2 separate regions of the Homo sapiens genome follow, and region 2 is linked to region 1. The links are chromatin loops, found by intact Hi-C in ENCODE. Cell type or tissue: CD4-positive, alpha-beta T cell. All regions are shown on one strand.

Region 1 (8,000 bases):
TTATAATATTGTTGCAGGCCGAAAGAGTGAGGTTTGTGACCAACTCAGTATACCACTGGAGGCTATATGAGTAAACAGCAAACTGTTCCCTTGAAAGCAGGGTGTTGGCAAACTGATAAACTGCGTCTGCCGCCCAGAAGGAATGCTGAGGGCAGTCACGCCCCAGGCACGTGTTTCTTGTGATTAGGCGCATCTGAAGCCTGTTAGCAATAATGTGAACCTGTGATCAGTTAAGTAGCTGACCAATCATTACCTCCTGCTCCCTGCTCTATCTACACAATAAATATGAACGGCTGTAGAAGCTCAAGGCGGCTGCCTTTGCTTAGTAGAAGCAGGAAGCCCTCTTCTTCTTCCCCAGATCCCTTCTTTAAGACAGTTTCTTTTGTTTTAAGTTTTCATTTCTCGTTCATCCTCCTTCGTTCAGCCCTGTGGTAACCGTGGCAAACTGCAGCATAATATGTTATTATTGATTTACTTAAAAGATAATAAACCACAATTCTGCATCCTTCATGTCAGAATTTTTCACCATTTAAGTAAATGCTTAATAACTTTTTTATTGATAATAAAAATGATTTAAATAATCAATCATGAACACTTACCTCTAGGCTGGTTCTCTTTATCCTTATCCAAATCCAGTCTGCTAAGATTTTAATGTTGATTCTAAAGACTAACATGGCTCAGACTTTAGATATTTTAAATTCTTTAAAAGTAATACACATAATCTACTATGTGTAAATTCAAGATTTGGTGTTTTGTTTGTTTGTTTTTAAAGAGATGGGGTCTTGCTCTGTTGCCCAGGCTGGAGGGCAGTGACATGAAGCATAACATCATATTTCACAGCAGCCTTAAACTCCTGGACCTCAATTCCTCCTCAAACTCAAGTGATCCTCCCACCTTAGCCTCCTGAGTAGCAGTGACTAATTGTATTCCACCAAATCTTGCTAATTTCTTGTGTTTTTAGAAAGAGGGTCTCACTATATTGCTCAGGCTGGTCTCAAACTTTTGGCCTCAAGTTTATTTTTTAATTTCAGTGGCCACTTCACTGTAACAATACAGGTTTATCCCATGAGATAAAACAGCAAATTAAATCCATTTATGTTGAAGTAAGCCAACAGATACCTAATTTATCATTAAACTCAGAGAATTTGGCTTTAACCTAAAGGGCTTGGTTTTAAAATTATAACCTAGGTCGTCTCAAAAAGAGGGCATTCTACAGACTATCAGTTGGAATAACTTCCGATGACTCAAAATTTTCTATAGGGCTGCCAGATTAAATATTCAGACTCCCACTTAAATTTGAATTTCAGATATTATAAATATTGCATGGAATATACTTACACTAAAAACTATTTTATATCTGAAATTCAAATTTAGGCATCCTGTATTTTAATCTGGTAACACCAAGTATTCTTAAATTGAACACCCTAGATCACAGAGTCTTAACCCGATGAATTTAGACCACAGATTTGAGGGCATTGCTGAATACATGAAATTAGATATAAAAGATTTTTAATAGATGCATCCATAGCTTTTAGCAGGGAACAGAAGCATAGCTTTTATCGGTAGCTCTTAATGAAGCATTTGCTTCAAAATCTCTTGGAGAGCCTTTTAAAAATTAGTGACTTACAATATTCAGAACAGTAGTAAATGATGCTATCACTTCTGTTTAAAAGAGAAAATCTCACTCTCTGTGTGCATGCACAGAATACCTCTGGAAGGAAACCCAAGAAACTGGAAGTAGTACTTCCCTCTGGACAGGGGAACTAGGAGACTGGGATGATTTAAGAGTCCTACTTCTCACTACTTCTCTTTTGTACATTTAATTTTATTACATTGTCCGTATTTTATCTATCTAAAGAAAGTTTAAAATTACAAAAACCAACAACGCCCAGGCCTCACTGTAGGCCTATTAAGTCGGAATTTCTAAATTTCCAGTGATGGAGCCATAATGTTTGCATGTATTTTTGTTAACTCCATAGTGTATTTTGATTATTAATGAATATCACACACATTGCTCTGTGGAATTTGCCAAAAAAAACAGCAAACACAAACACACCACAAACTCACACGAACACCATTCCCTGCATCTCCCAGGAAAGACCCAGAAAATAAATGACTCACTTCGAGCAAGGCTGGAGAGGTTCTGTTTAAGGACTCATGTGCGGTGAGTTCAAACAAATCTCCGCTTAGGTGTGGTGAGACAGGAAGCTGCTCAGTGTTTAAGCTGAAGGTTCAGGAGAGGGGACTCTTAATTAATGTTTTTGGCCACCAGATTACACAGAAGGGTAACTGAACATTTGCTTATCCACCTATGAAGTAACCTGCCTTTTCTGCACTTCTAGTGGGTGGGTCCAGGAGTAACAAGGATCTGCTACCCCTGGAAACTCTTCCTAGTGTTGTGCTCTCATAGCAATTTACCCAGACTGCTTCAAGGAGACACCCTGCCTGTTCACAATTTATCTCATCTTCACTATTATACTCAAATGTCATTTAAGGCCAGGTGCAGTGGCTCATGGCTATAATCCCAGCACTTGCAATGCCAAAGGTAGGAGGATAGCGTAAGTCCAGGAGTTTGAGACCAGCCTGGGCATCATAGTGAGACCCTCCTGCCTCTACAAAAAATAAAAATATTGGCCAGCCATGATTGCATGTGCCTATAATCCCCGCTGCTCAGGAGGCTGAGGTGGGAGGACAACTTGAGCCCAGAAAGTTGAGGTTGCAGTAAGCTGTGATCATGCCACTACACTCCAGCCTGGGCAACAGAGCGAGACTGTGTCTCCAAAAAAAAAAAAAAAAAAAAAAAAGGTGTCATTAAATGTTAAAGGAATGACTGACTACAATACTTCAGGATTCAATCTGCAAAAAGAAAACACGCCCAGCTGAGTATCCTAGAACACTTTCTAGATCATTCTCCTGGAGTTAACCTGAAGAAGTGGTGTCTCTTGCGTACCCTTTCTTCTCTCCATTTCAGCAAAATTGGCAAGAAAGAATTTCTTCACAGGCAAACATACAATTTGAGAAAAAACAAATTTTTATTCTCTGCTCTTAGTATCCTATTTCTGGTTCCTGTGCCCAGAAGAAAGGAATGCCACAAGTTACATGACTGCAAGCAATAGTAAACAAGTGTATTTCACAGTTTGATCTAAAATCTACCTGGAGTTGAATTTTGTGAAAATACAGAGTTTCACAGTTAATACAGTGAAGTTTCTAGAACATGTCATATGAGACTATCTTCACAACTCTGGTATAGGCAGAGGTTTTTAAAACAAAGTACAAAAAGCACGAACTAACCATAAAGGAAAAAATTGATAAAATGAGTAAATTAAAATTTACCAAAAAGTGCTTTTAAGAGAATGAAAAGACAAACCCAGAATGGGAAAATGTATTAGTAATAGATATACCAAACAAAGGGCTCATATCTGGGGAATATATAAAGAGTTCCTACAAAACAGTAAGATAGACCACATGGTGGGAAATTGGCAAAATACATGAATCAACACTTAACGTAAGAAAATATATTCAAAAAGTGTTTAACCTTATTAGGTATGAGGAAAATGCACATTAAAACCCTACTGAAATATCGCTACCTGTCTACCAGAATGGCTGAGATTTAAAAGATCGACAACACCAAGTGTTAGTAAAGATGTGGAATGATAGAAATTCTCACACACTGCTGGTGGAAGTGTAAATTGATACAAATTTGAAAAACTATTTGGCAATATTGCATACCATGCAATCCAAAAATTCTACTCCTGGGTATATACTCAAACGCCATACATTCTTATGTGCACCAAAGGCACATGCAAGGATGTTCATCACAGAAAATTATTTATAATAGCTAAATACTGGAAACAACCCAAATTTCCAATAGTAGAATGGATAAATAGTGGTATATTCATATAATAAAATTTGTTAACCACAAGGGAAAAGAATGAAATATACCTACAAGCAAAAATAACAAAAATATTGAGTGAAAGAAGCCAGACATAAAGAATATATAATAACACTTATAAACTTTCTTAAAATAGGAAAACCTAAATTATAATGTCAGAAGTCAGGATAATGGTTACCTCTGGGGAGAAGGGAGAAGGTAATGATTGGGAGACAGCACAAGGGAGTCTTCCGAGATGCTGGTAACGTTCTTTCATTTTATCTAGGTGATGCTTATATAGGTGTTTTCACTTTGTGGTGATGCCTCGAACTGACGTTGCTTTCTGCATTTTACTGTACATATGTTATACTCCAAATTTTCAGAAAGCATATTTTAAAAAAAGACCTGATCTCTTTGGGATACCTATTTACCTTGGAAAATGCCTGGTTACCAAGAGGAATGTTAGATCATTGACAATGTCTTTCAATTTTCACAGAACTTTTTATAAATATGTCCACTGAATAACATGTTGTACCTATGCAAATCATTATTAAACTTGAAGAGGAGTTTAATCATTGCATTAGTTTTGACTGCCATCTAATGGCAAGAATGTTGAACTATATAGAAGTAAAAAGAACCAGTCTCCCTGCAGTAAGCAAAAGAACATTGATTTTGGCTACAATTTGCAGGACTGCTTTATAGTAGAATTTATTGTTTGCACTCAGTGTAAATATTAGGACATCATGCAAATATTATGCATTCAATTAGGATTGTTAAATCTGAAATAAAACAGAATTTTTCATTTCTTCATGTAAGAAGTTCATGACCTTACTGCAATTTTCATTCTTTCTTTGACCATACATTATAGTCCTTTCAGATTACAGCCCACTTAGTACAGAAAATATTAGGCAGTAGCACAATATGTACAACCAAAAGAGAAAGTTGGCTGGGCATGGTGGCCTACGCTTGTAATACCAGCACTTTGGGAGGCCGAGACCAACAGATTACTTGAGCTCAGAAGTTTGAGACCAGACTGGGCAACATGGTGAGACCCCATCTCTAAAAACAAAATACAAAAATTAGCCAGGTATGGTGGTGCTCACCTGTAGTCCCAGCTACTTGGGAGGCTGAGGTGGGAGAATCGCCGGAGCCTCAGAGGCAGAGCTTGCAGTGAACCGTGACCGCGCCACTGAACTCTAGCCTGGGGAACAGAGAGAGACCTTGTCTCAAACAAAAACAAAAAGGGAGAGGGAGAGAAAGTTAAAAAATTATTAAGTTGAAAATAATCACTTCTGAGCCTCAACTGTTAATTAGATATTTTTTAAGCAAATATTTTTAAAGCAGAGTCCCCTAAAAGGACCTTTAAGACAGCTAGCAACTTCTTGGTGTGTTTCAGCAACATCTATGGAAAGCCAAAAAAAAATGAAGAAAAAACAGAAAAGAGGAAGCTTTGCTTATATTTGTTTAAGCATCCTGCCCCCACCAAATCCAGTTTGCTTATGAAGTAACCAAGATGAATATAGTTTCATCCTCCAGCAAAATGCTCCAACCCCTTTTATTATCTTTAATCCAAATGGAATCAATTGTTTTTGTTTGTATTAACACATTTACGGAGGTACAACTGACATACAATAAACTGCACATTTATAAAGGGATATATGTATGTACTCATGAAACCATCACAAAAATCAAGATAATGAACATATCCATCACTCCCAAAAATGCCCTTATGACCCTTTGTAATCCAAACCCACCTCTCCCATCCCACTCTGTCCCTAGGCAGCTGCTGATTTGCTTTTGATTACAGATAAGATTAGATTTTCTAGAATTTTTCTATAAATAGAATCATACCGTATGTACACCATCATCTGGCTCCTTTTATCTGCTGTGATTACTTTGAATTCATCTATGTTGTTGCTGTATAATTTCTTTTAATTCTGAGTGGTATTCTATTTGGTGGATATATCACAATTTGTTTATCCATTCACTTGCTAAAGGAGAATAGTTTACTTTTTGTTTTACAAATAAAACACTTGTAAATATTACAAATAAAATACTTGTAAATATTACAAATAAAATACCTGTAAATATTACAAATAAAATACTTGTAAATATTACAAATAAAGCTGCTATGAACATTTGTGTAAAAGATTTTGTAGGGGCCAGGCATGGTGGCTTATGCCTGTAATCCCAGCACTTTGGGAGGCTAAGGTGGGAGGATTGCTTGAGGCCAACAGTTTCAGACCACCCTGGGCAGCGTGGCAAATCGTCATCTTTACAAAAAAAAAAAAATTAGCCAGACATGGTGGTGCATGCCTGTGGTCCCAGCTACCCAGGAGGTTCAGGTGGGAAGATTGCTTTAGCCCAGGAGGTTGAGGCTGCAGTGAGCCATAATCTCACCACTGCATTCCAGCCTGAGCAACAGAGTGAGACCCTGTCTCAAGGAAAAATAAAAAGATTTTTTATGAACACATGCTTTCCTTTATTTTTGGAATGAATACCTACAAGTTTTTGCCAGACTGTATAATGATCTGCCAAAGACGTCCATGTCCTAATTCCCTTCTGCCATTTACCTTATATGACAAAAGGTACTTGGCAGATGTGATTAAGTGAAGGGTGGGAAATTGAGGTGGGAAATTCACTTGATTACCAAGGGGGCCCAATGTCATCACAAGGGCCCTTGTAAGAAGGAGGCAACAGAGTCAGAGTCAGACACCAAGTGAAGTGACAACGGAGCTGAGAGAGGGATTGAAAGATGCTATGTTGCTGGCTTTAAAGATGGAGGATGGGAGCAGGAGCCAAAGAAATTCAGCCAGTCTCTAGAAGCTAGAAGGCAAGGAAACTGAATCTCCCCTGGACCCTCCAGAATGAACCAGCCTTTCCAACTCTTGACTGTAGCCCAATGAGATTGATTTTAGACTTCTCACCTCCAGACTGTAAGATAATAAATTTGTGCTGTTTTAAACCACTGAATTGGTGGTAATTTTTTATAGCAGCAATAGAATAATATAATAGAATGTAATGACTGAGTTATATAATAGTGATGGCAACTGCAGCCTGTCTGGAGTGGCCTCAGGCATGACACTGGCTGCAGTGGGGAGGCACCGCTGGGGCTGCGTGCTCCACAGAGCCAGAGGGATCCAGGAACAGATGGAAGCCCCGCCCCTTTCAGAGTTGGAGGGGTAGAAGCCCTGCCCTCCAGGTGCACCTGCAGTCACCCAGCCGGGGTTGTGAACCCAGGCATTCCAAAGCTCTGGGGGCCAGGAAGGCCCCCTACCCCTGCAGGCTTGGAATTGTCTGCTCCTCTCCCTACTCCTGGTGCCTGGTCTGATTTTGGAGCAGAGTTGAGACCCCAGCCTGGGCACTGTCATGACCTGGCCAAGTGTGTATGCTTGGGGCAGCACTGACACACCAGCCCTTGCCACCTCAGTCCGCACTGGACTTTGGGCACTGAGGAGCATGGGAGGGAGGCTGAGAGGGGGCAGAGGGTAGCTCAGTGTGAGCTTGCAGGTGCCCCTCAGCATGAACAGCCTGGGTGCTGGTGAGCACCATGGACAGCAAGTTGACGGCAGCAGGAGGCAGCCAGGCTCCTGGGTGGAAAGAGGTGGTTCCTGGTGAAGTCCTACCTTCAAGCCAGGGATGGCCTGAAGGCTGTGGCCCGGGCTGCCAGTTCCACTGTCTGAAGTGAGAACTTATGGTGCTTTTTTCAGGTTCTCCCATGGCCGCCCACGGACCAATCAACATGCACTTTCTCCATTCTGAAGCCCATAAAAATCCCTGGACTCAGCCAAACTCGGTAGATGACCTGTCTGCAGATTGGAGCTCCCCACTCCAGCTCTAGTCTCCACTGAGGGATGCAGACTTGTCAGGATGAACTGCCTGTGGACAGGAGCTACCCACTCCAGGTCTCATCTCCACTGAGAGCTGTAGAGACATCCAGACAACCTGCCTCTGGATAGGAGCTACCCACTCCAGGGCTTCTCTCTGCTGAGGGCTGCAGACATTGGGATGACCTGCCTGTGGATAGGAGCTATCCTGCCTGTGGATAGGAGCTATCCTGCCTGTGGGTAGAATCCACGCTGAGGGCTGCACAGACAACGGGACAACCTGCCTGCATATAGGAACTATC
Region 2 (8,000 bases), 600 kb before region 1:
GCTGGAGATGGAAGCCATGTTGGAGGACACAGGCCTCCACCACAAGCGGAATGAAGAGGCTCAGGACCTATCAGGTGCTCAGAGCTGGATGGAGACAGGGCCACAGATGGCAAATCCATGGCTCCCCAGTGCACCCAGGAGGCAGGGGAGGCTTGGAGCAGGAGAGCTTCTAAGGGTGGGAACACCTCTGTGAAGTTACACCAAAAATCTAAGAGCAGCCCCCAGATCATTTTCCCTGCAGAGCACTGTCTCACAGCAGCCTGGGTTTTATTTGTCCTGAGATTGATGTGCTTGAACAGTCTTCAAAGGGTCTGATCCGAGGAGGTGAGGGTTGCCCTTTCTGCATTTACAAAGCCTGAACAGTATTAGGGCTTTGAACGCTATAAACATCTAAGAGGCAGCACCAAACCACTGCTGGGTTAAGGTACCCCCACAATGCCACTTGCCCTGGGCCTTTCTCTTCCTCACCCTCCACAGCCCCTTAACTCTCCCGTCCTTCTTGTGCCTCCAGGTGGCATGCAGAGAAAGCTGTCGGTTGCCATTGCCTTTGTGGGAGATGCCAAGGTGGTGATTCTGGACGAACCCACCTCTGGGGTGGACCCTTACTCGAGACGCTCAATCTGGGATCTGCTCCTGAAGTATCGCTCAGGTAACAGCTGCTGCTCAGTCTCCTGGGCTGGGCTCTCACTGCAGCCCTAGCTGTGGTCCCCACTCTCTCACCTGCCATTTTGTAGCTGAGTACAGGAACCACAATGACTACACTCAGAAGGGGGTTTATCAGTGACTTGGTGAATCTAAGTTCCAGCTAAAGCCTCCTGAGGTTTTTACAAATATAAACAGAGAATCACTGATGATGCAACCTACTTCCCAAAATATTTTAGAAAATTCTCTTGACCTGCAGCCCTTCTGTCTGGAATAATGGATGCTACTCTAGGTGAATGTCTTCTCTGACCATGGGGACCCAGGTCACCTGCAAACATACCTAGAAGCTCCATAGCTGTCAGATGACCACTCAGGACCAGTGTGAGGGTGACCTGCTGGGCATTCAGTGCTCCAGAGGGTGGCCACAGATGGAAGTGGCTCCTCTGTCATGGCACCTCTCAGACAAGGGGCTCAGATCAGAAGAGACAGCAAGCAGAGCTGAGTGCCCATAGAGGTAACAGCACGGTTCAACCCCGTGGTCAAGCCAGAGCTTTCCCCCTTGCTCTACTCACACAGCGTTGCCCCGTGCCTTTCTCTGAGGGTTTGTCATCCTGAAATCCTCATTGCTATTTTCTTTCTTTCTTTTCTTTTTTTTTTTTTTTTTTTTTTGAGACAGAATCTCGCTCTGTCGCGCAGGCTGGAGTGCAGTGGCGCAATCTCCACTCACTGCAAGCTCCGCCTCCTGGGTTCGAGCCATTCTCCTGCCTCAGCCTCCTGAGTAGCTGGGACTACAGGTGCCCGCCACCACGCCTAGCTAATTGTTTTTGTATTTTTAGTAGAGACGGGGTTTCACCGTGTTAGCCAGGATGGTCTCGATCTCCCGACCTCAGGTGATCCTCCCGCCTTGTCCTCCCAAAGTGCTGGGATTACAGGCATGAGCCACCGTGCCCGGCCTGCTGTTTTCTGTTAATGACATCTCCAGTTAGTGAGAGTATGCACGTGTGTGTTCTTTATGAAGAGTATAAATCCAGAGCTTAATGATCCAGAAAATGTACATATGAAACTCCCTAGATGCTGACCATAATACATGAGCCCCTAATATAGAGATTTATTTGAATCAGATCCTATGCTGGATACAGAGACACTGTGTGTGGCAATGCTTTACAGTATGTAGGAAGCTATGAAATGTTAGTTATTATTGTCCTAATATGCTGGAATTTGCTGCTGAATTAGTTCCCTTGGGTTTTTTTTTTTAGTTAACTCCTGATTTTTGCAACTATATAGCCAGGAAATTGCTGTACACCCTTTACCAACAATGCCCAACCCAGGGCAGGCCTGGTGATTGCCCTGGCCCCTACCTTGCAGGCAGAACCATCATCATGTCCACTCACCACATGGACGAGGCCGACCTCCTTGGGGACCGCATTGCCATCATTGCCCAGGGAAGGCTCTACTGCTCAGGCACCCCACTCTTCCTGAAGAACTGCTTTGGCACAGGCTTGTACTTAACCTTGGTGCGCAAGATGAAAAACATCCAGAGCCAAAGGAAAGGCAGTGAGGTAGGTGTCTGCCCAGGGAAGGACCCTGGCCTGGGTGAGAAGGAGCACACAGCACGGGGCTGCCACTCCAGACATGGCTACTCACACAGGCTCTCGCCACCAGAATCAGTGTCTTTGTTCTGGGACCATTTGCAGAAGATTTCGATGAACACATTCTGAAGCCTCCTCCTACAGAGATGCTTTAGCCAAAATGAAACAACTAGCTTTAAATGGTCTGCAAGTATTACATGCCAGATTACACACCAGTTTGGTGCGGTTTGGTGCAACATAGAAGTGAGTGTCTTATTCTGTAAGGTTAGGCTGTTTTAAGAGCAATTGGTTGAGCTTCATTTCAACATTAATATTCCCTAATTAAACCTGAATTTCAGTGGTAAGTGAAAACTAAGAAGAGGCCTCCTTGGGTGCTATAACATAAAAATGATGAAGGCAAAAAGTACCAACCAGCAGAGACCACTTCAGCACATCAGGAGACCCAGTTTTATGTCTGTGCTGCGAAGTGAACAAACTGTGTCATCCTAGGCAAATTATTTAATTCCTCCTTTTTTTTAGTATTTTTTTCTTCTTCACATGGAACATGAAGCTAATGACCTCTGCTTCTATTTCTTAGGGATGTGAAGATAAGTGAGATAAAGTATTATAAATGTGCTCTGGGCTTCTTAAGAACAGGCATTGCTCACATTCAAATGGTCATGATTATGATATGGCAGCATTATTTATGCCTCTGGTTTAAGTGTCTGGCTGCCGCTGGGGTTTCCTATGTCCATCCACGGGGAGGGAGGCACAGAATGTCTCCCACAGGCAGAACCTACAGCTGCCACATAATTGATGACAAGCCAAAGGGACCCTTGGAGGTTCTGCTCCTCTCTGTGTGTGACTCACACACTCTCTAGGATAAAATCAAGCGACTACACCCTCAAAATGCTCAGATGAATTAACAGATTAAACAGTGAAGAAAAAAATGTGTTGACTACACTTGGCAGTGAGAAATAAATAAAGCGGGCGGTGACAGCAGCTGGCATCAGGGAGAGGCTGTCATGGAAGGGATGTGCATCTTGTCAGTCATCCCATCCATCTGTTGCAGGGGACCTGCAGCTGCTCGTCTAAGGGTTTCTCCACCACGTGTCCAGCCCACGTCGATGACCTAACTCCAGAACAAGTCCTGGATGGTAAGGACTGGACGGGCCATACTTGGGTTCCGTCTGGCAGCCATCTCCCAGTATTGCTGGGTGTGTCCTGTTGTGATGCATTTTAATGGGAGCAAAGAGAACACTGGGTACTTCTGCAGGTCACACAGTTGTTCTTTTGCTTTGAGCTTCTTTCTCCTCTTCCTTCTTCCTTCATTCCCAAAGGGATTTTAAAAGTCATGCACCTAAAGGCCCTCTCCCTTTAATGAGGAATACACTCTGTGCTCTTACCCTTAGTAAGCCATCATTCCTGGGGTCCCCCTGCCCTGGCTCCAGGCCACATTCCTTAGTGTCTGGGGAGAGCTTCTTCTACATGTGTGCCGTGGCGCCCTCTAGTGGAAGCATGGTGATGCACGGCTCTTCCAGTGAATTCGTGGAGTCAGAGATTGCACATGTGGATGGCAAGTCTGGAAATAGCATACACCCCTGTTATACTCCTGATTCTCCCCTCAGCTTCCCAATTTCCCAGTGATTCTCCCTTTAATTAGGATGCACTGAAGCTCTCAGGGGTGCCCCCATCTCCAAGGAGCTGCAGTGGAGAGGCTATCCCCTCTCTATGTGAGAGAATGTGTGAGAAGCGTATTCCCACACAGGAGCAAAACTAAACTTACGTACTGATGCAGGTTAATGAATGGGGAAAGTATCTGCTTATCAAAGAAAAGGCATATTTTTCTATTTAGCACAAACTTTTTCAAATGTTAAGAATTTACTAACTGAAATCTGGTGAAGCAAGAGAACCGGGCAATATTTGCGTTGTCTGATCATTACAACTGGAGGGAACATGCTCAGAGAGGCATCATCACTGTTCATGCACCTGCCCTCTCTTTACACTGAGAGACCCTGTGATGAACAGAAAACATCTTTTTAGGATGACATCTCTGGGTCTTTCTCCTAGCCTGCCTTGCTGTGGGTACCTATCTCCCTGCTCTCTGAACCTTGGTCAAGAAGTTTATATTTGTTTTAAATTGATACTAATATGTTAAGTTACTGTGATTTGCCAAAATCAGATTGGAAACAGGGCCTGCATGGCTGAATGATTCTTTTTTTTAAATTACTTTATTTCTAAATAAAGGTTTTCTTTGTATAGAATCGGGATGCTGTGAATGGTGGGAAATGCACTAAATAGTTATGCCCCAAATAAGAAAGGGAAAATCATTTGAATCCCCAGTTAGCTCCTTGAAAGTCTTTTCACTTAAACACACCCACATACCACACACACACTCACAGACCTCCCTCCCAGATGCCCAAAGCCCTGCTGACCTACAGAGCTACTTCTGGAAAGGCTGACACATGCCTAAGACACAATTCCTGGGAATCCAGCAGCTTTGGGTTCAATTTCCTTCCTAAAAGAACAATGAATATGACCCCTGGAGAGCTATTAGGGCAGAGCTGCTTCCTTAACGTAAAGGACTCTCCAGCCTCCGTATGAAGTCATCTCAGAGCTAAAGACAATCAAGTCCAACTTGCAGATTTGACATAAAGCAAGACTTCCAATCCGGCTAGGCAGAAGGATTTTGGTTGAAAACCATGAAATCCCTTCATATGGATCATTTTTTAAACAACAAAAAAAGAAAAGAACCTACTGGGTGTCCACAACTCTGAGAGCTGCTTTCTGAAGAGTCATGTTTTGAGTCCTGGAATCCCTCTCCCTTTGACCTGCCTCTCAAGACAATGTGCGAGAGAACTCTCTCTTCAAGTGCATGCAAGTGAGGTTTTCACAGTTAGATTTTTAATTTTAAAGTAATACACATTTGTACATAAAATTCAATTCTGACTGTATACATGTGTCAGATAAACAGTTGATACCTGACACTTGTTCACAGTCTATGATACGCACCGCATATCCTACCCTCTCCCCCAGCCTCTCTCCATGGCTTCTCAACCCCCCCTCTGCATTTCCTGTGACCTGAGGATTCAGTTTTGTTTGTGGAGGCAGGTGCAATCCCAAGAGAAACTGTGCAATCTTCTGAGAAGTTAGAGTAGGCATGTGTGTGTGATTTAGGGAAGGTACTTCTCACTCAGCTTGGTCACCGGTTCCAGGTTTGTGTCTTGGGCAAGTCCCCCATAGCTGGTGACAGACCAGAAAAATGAAAACAACTTTGACTTAGCCCTCAAGTTTTCAGTGAATGAGAATGAAAAACAACCATGAGTAAGAGATTTCTTACCGAGATGATGTAAAGGATAATAATAGCAGCCAGCACTCACCTATGTGCCAGGTATTTCTCTAACTGCTTTGTGTAGTTTGACTCATCCAGTCCTCAAAAACAACAATGAAGTGGATACCAGTATTTTCCCCTTTTCACAGATGAGGAAAGTCTAATGTGACCCACCCAACATAACATAGTTTGAGGGGACAGAGCATTTCGTTGAACAGAGGAGGAACTGGCACAGGAAAGTTGCATGACCCCCCCACCAACCTCCGCCCCCAGGTTGCACAGCTAGCTAGTCGGGAGGACTTTGCTTCCGTTTCCCTCTGCCTCTCAATGATGATCTCAGGGCCAACTAAGCTAAAAGCAGACTTGATGGAGCATCAGTCCTCTGAAAGAGTCACTGCCGAGATACAAAATACCTCTTCTTCAAAGGGGAAGTGGAGAGAAGTAGGAAATCTGGGTAACCTCACAGTCTTCCAGTTTCTGGAAAACAGAGCTGGCATCAGTCTTTTTTCTTGTCCTAGGGGATGTAAATGAGCTGATGGATGTAGTTCTCCACCATGTTCCAGAGGCAAAGCTGGTGGAGTGCATTGGTCAAGAACTTATCTTCCTTCTTCCAAATAAGAACTTCAAGCACAGAGCATATGCCAGCCTTTTCAGAGAGCTGGAGGAGACGCTGGCTGACCTTGGTCTCAGCAGTTTTGGAATTTCTGACACTCCCCTGGAAGAGGTAAAGTAGAGATTCCAGCTGGTTTCTGTCAAGTGCCAGAAGTGGCGGTTCTTTGAAAAAGTCTAACATTAGAGCAAAGTTTTGTAAAAGCAAAAAGCCATCGTTCCCCACCCAAGCATAGCAACTATCTTTATTTTTGGCATAGTTCCCCCATCTCTGCATGCATACAAATTTTATGTACTTGTGGTTACTGTGTGCTTACGTTTTTGTATTTATAGAAGATGATGTTCTCAGATAGAGTCGTAATGGATTTTCTTCCCATTATGAAGCAATACCCAACAAAACAGAGCTTGGGTTAGATTTTTCTGAGAATAAGAATGACTAAACAAAATTCTCTCTTTTTTTCTTCTTGACAGATTTTTCTGAAGGTCACGGAGGATTCTGATTCAGGACCTCTGTTTGCGGGTATGGTGCTGGAGCCAGTGGCTTGTTCCCTTCCTTGCCTCCCTCCCAAGTTCCATCTCGAAAGTCTAAGGGGCTGGGCACAGTGGCTCATGCCTGTAATCCCAGCAATTTGGGAGGCCAAGGCAGATGGACCACCTGAGTTCGAGACCAGCCTGGCCAACATGGTGAAACCCCATCTGTACTAAAAATACAAAAATTAGCTAGGTGTGGTGGCGCGCACCTGTAATTCCAGCTACTCGGGAGGCTGAGGCAGGAGAATCACTTGAACCTGGGAGGCAGAGGTTGCAGTGAGCAGAGATTGTGCCACTGCACTGCAGCCTGAGCGACAAGAGCAAAATCCATCTCAAAAAAAAAAAAAAGTCTAAGGAAAAAGTCATGAAACAACAAAGCAGGCAAATACTCCTCCATAGTATCTGACTCCCCAGTAGTAGGCATTTTGCATCCTAGATGGCTTTGAGTGACAAAGGAATAACAGACTGAGTTAGGTCTAGATGGGGACACTTTGGATGAATGAGGATTCTTACGGAGGTCAGGTTGGTAGCTTCATCCCTCAGCTCCTCATGCTGTATCCCCAGTCTCTCGGCCTGCCATGTCATCATCCTCATCTCCTCCTGTCATCTCCACCAGGCCTCTGATCCATCTCTGTCTGCATGAGTGACAGCTGGCAGAGTCCTTAATGTTTATCAAATACAACTCAGACGTCAGTCTCCTGGCCCCTTTGAGATCAACATAAAATCATTTTGAACCCTTATTTAGTGGTCTATGGGCTTTGAAAACATGGGGACCAAAATTCCTGTGGATTCTAGAAGTCTCTCTTCTACATGTGTCAGCCTGGGCACCAACTAGCTCCTTCCATGAACTTTTATCAAACCCACAGCCACACAAAGCATGTGTGAGTGTAGCAGAGTTTACAGCAGAGGGTGGAGGGTGGGGAGATAGATGTGTGGAAGGGTTACCTGCCACACAAACAGAAACCACTTCTGATAGAACACGAGGTGTCCACCCACACTGTAAAATCCTCTCCTGGTACAGGCAAAGCTTTGCAGCGATTCTCCTTTGCTGCCCCTGGGCTCCTAACACCTCCTAAACCACCAGTTACCTCCTTCTTTCCAGTGTGGCATATTTCAGTGTTTTCCTGTTGGAGTGTTTCCTTTCTATGTGGATTCTGGAATCAGCTCTTAAGATAACTTGGTTTTCATCTTTCTTCATAATGATCCCAAACATCTATCTACTATGCCTAGAACTACCAATGGACACATATACCAGCCCAGATATGCTTCAGCCCATCCCAGTACATCGCATGGTGACCAAAAGATGTAGTCGTCCTGGC

The links. Hi-C counts contacts between places; a loop is a spot of excess contacts. Peaks named below come from ENCODE experiments on the same cell type or tissue, not always from the same donor. Only the 100,000 strongest peaks of a DNase experiment are listed, where the experiment ranks them.
Region 2: a loop joins it to region 1, with 2.9 times the contacts of the local background. A loop is called at or near these places in 6 of 110 quality-filtered maps.

Annotation. Positions count from the first base shown.
Region 1 is chr1:93,434,629-93,442,628 of GRCh38, reverse strand. No RefSeq gene overlaps it. Among named protein-coding and RNA genes, the nearest start is that of FNBP1L, 9.5 kb to the left of the region's middle. In CD4-positive, alpha-beta T cell, CTCF peaks have their summits at 4,238 and 4,445 (motif pointing left); a DNase peak (open chromatin) is centred at 4,478; H3K27me3 peaks cover 573 bases.
Region 2 is chr1:94,035,410-94,043,409 of GRCh38, reverse strand. It overlaps ABCA4 (ATP binding cassette subfamily A member 4), which reads left to right. Exons shown (of 50, transcript NM_000350.3): 21 at 1-74; 22 at 512-649; 23 at 2,008-2,201; 24 at 3,283-3,367; 25 at 6,060-6,265; 26 at 6,622-6,670. Among named protein-coding and RNA genes, the nearest start is that of ABCA4, 82 kb to the left of the region's middle. RefSeq lists an enhancer at 5,579-6,778. In CD4-positive, alpha-beta T cell, CTCF peaks have their summits at 3,488 and 3,691 (motif pointing left); a DNase peak (open chromatin) is centred at 3,719; H3K27me3 peaks cover 561 bases.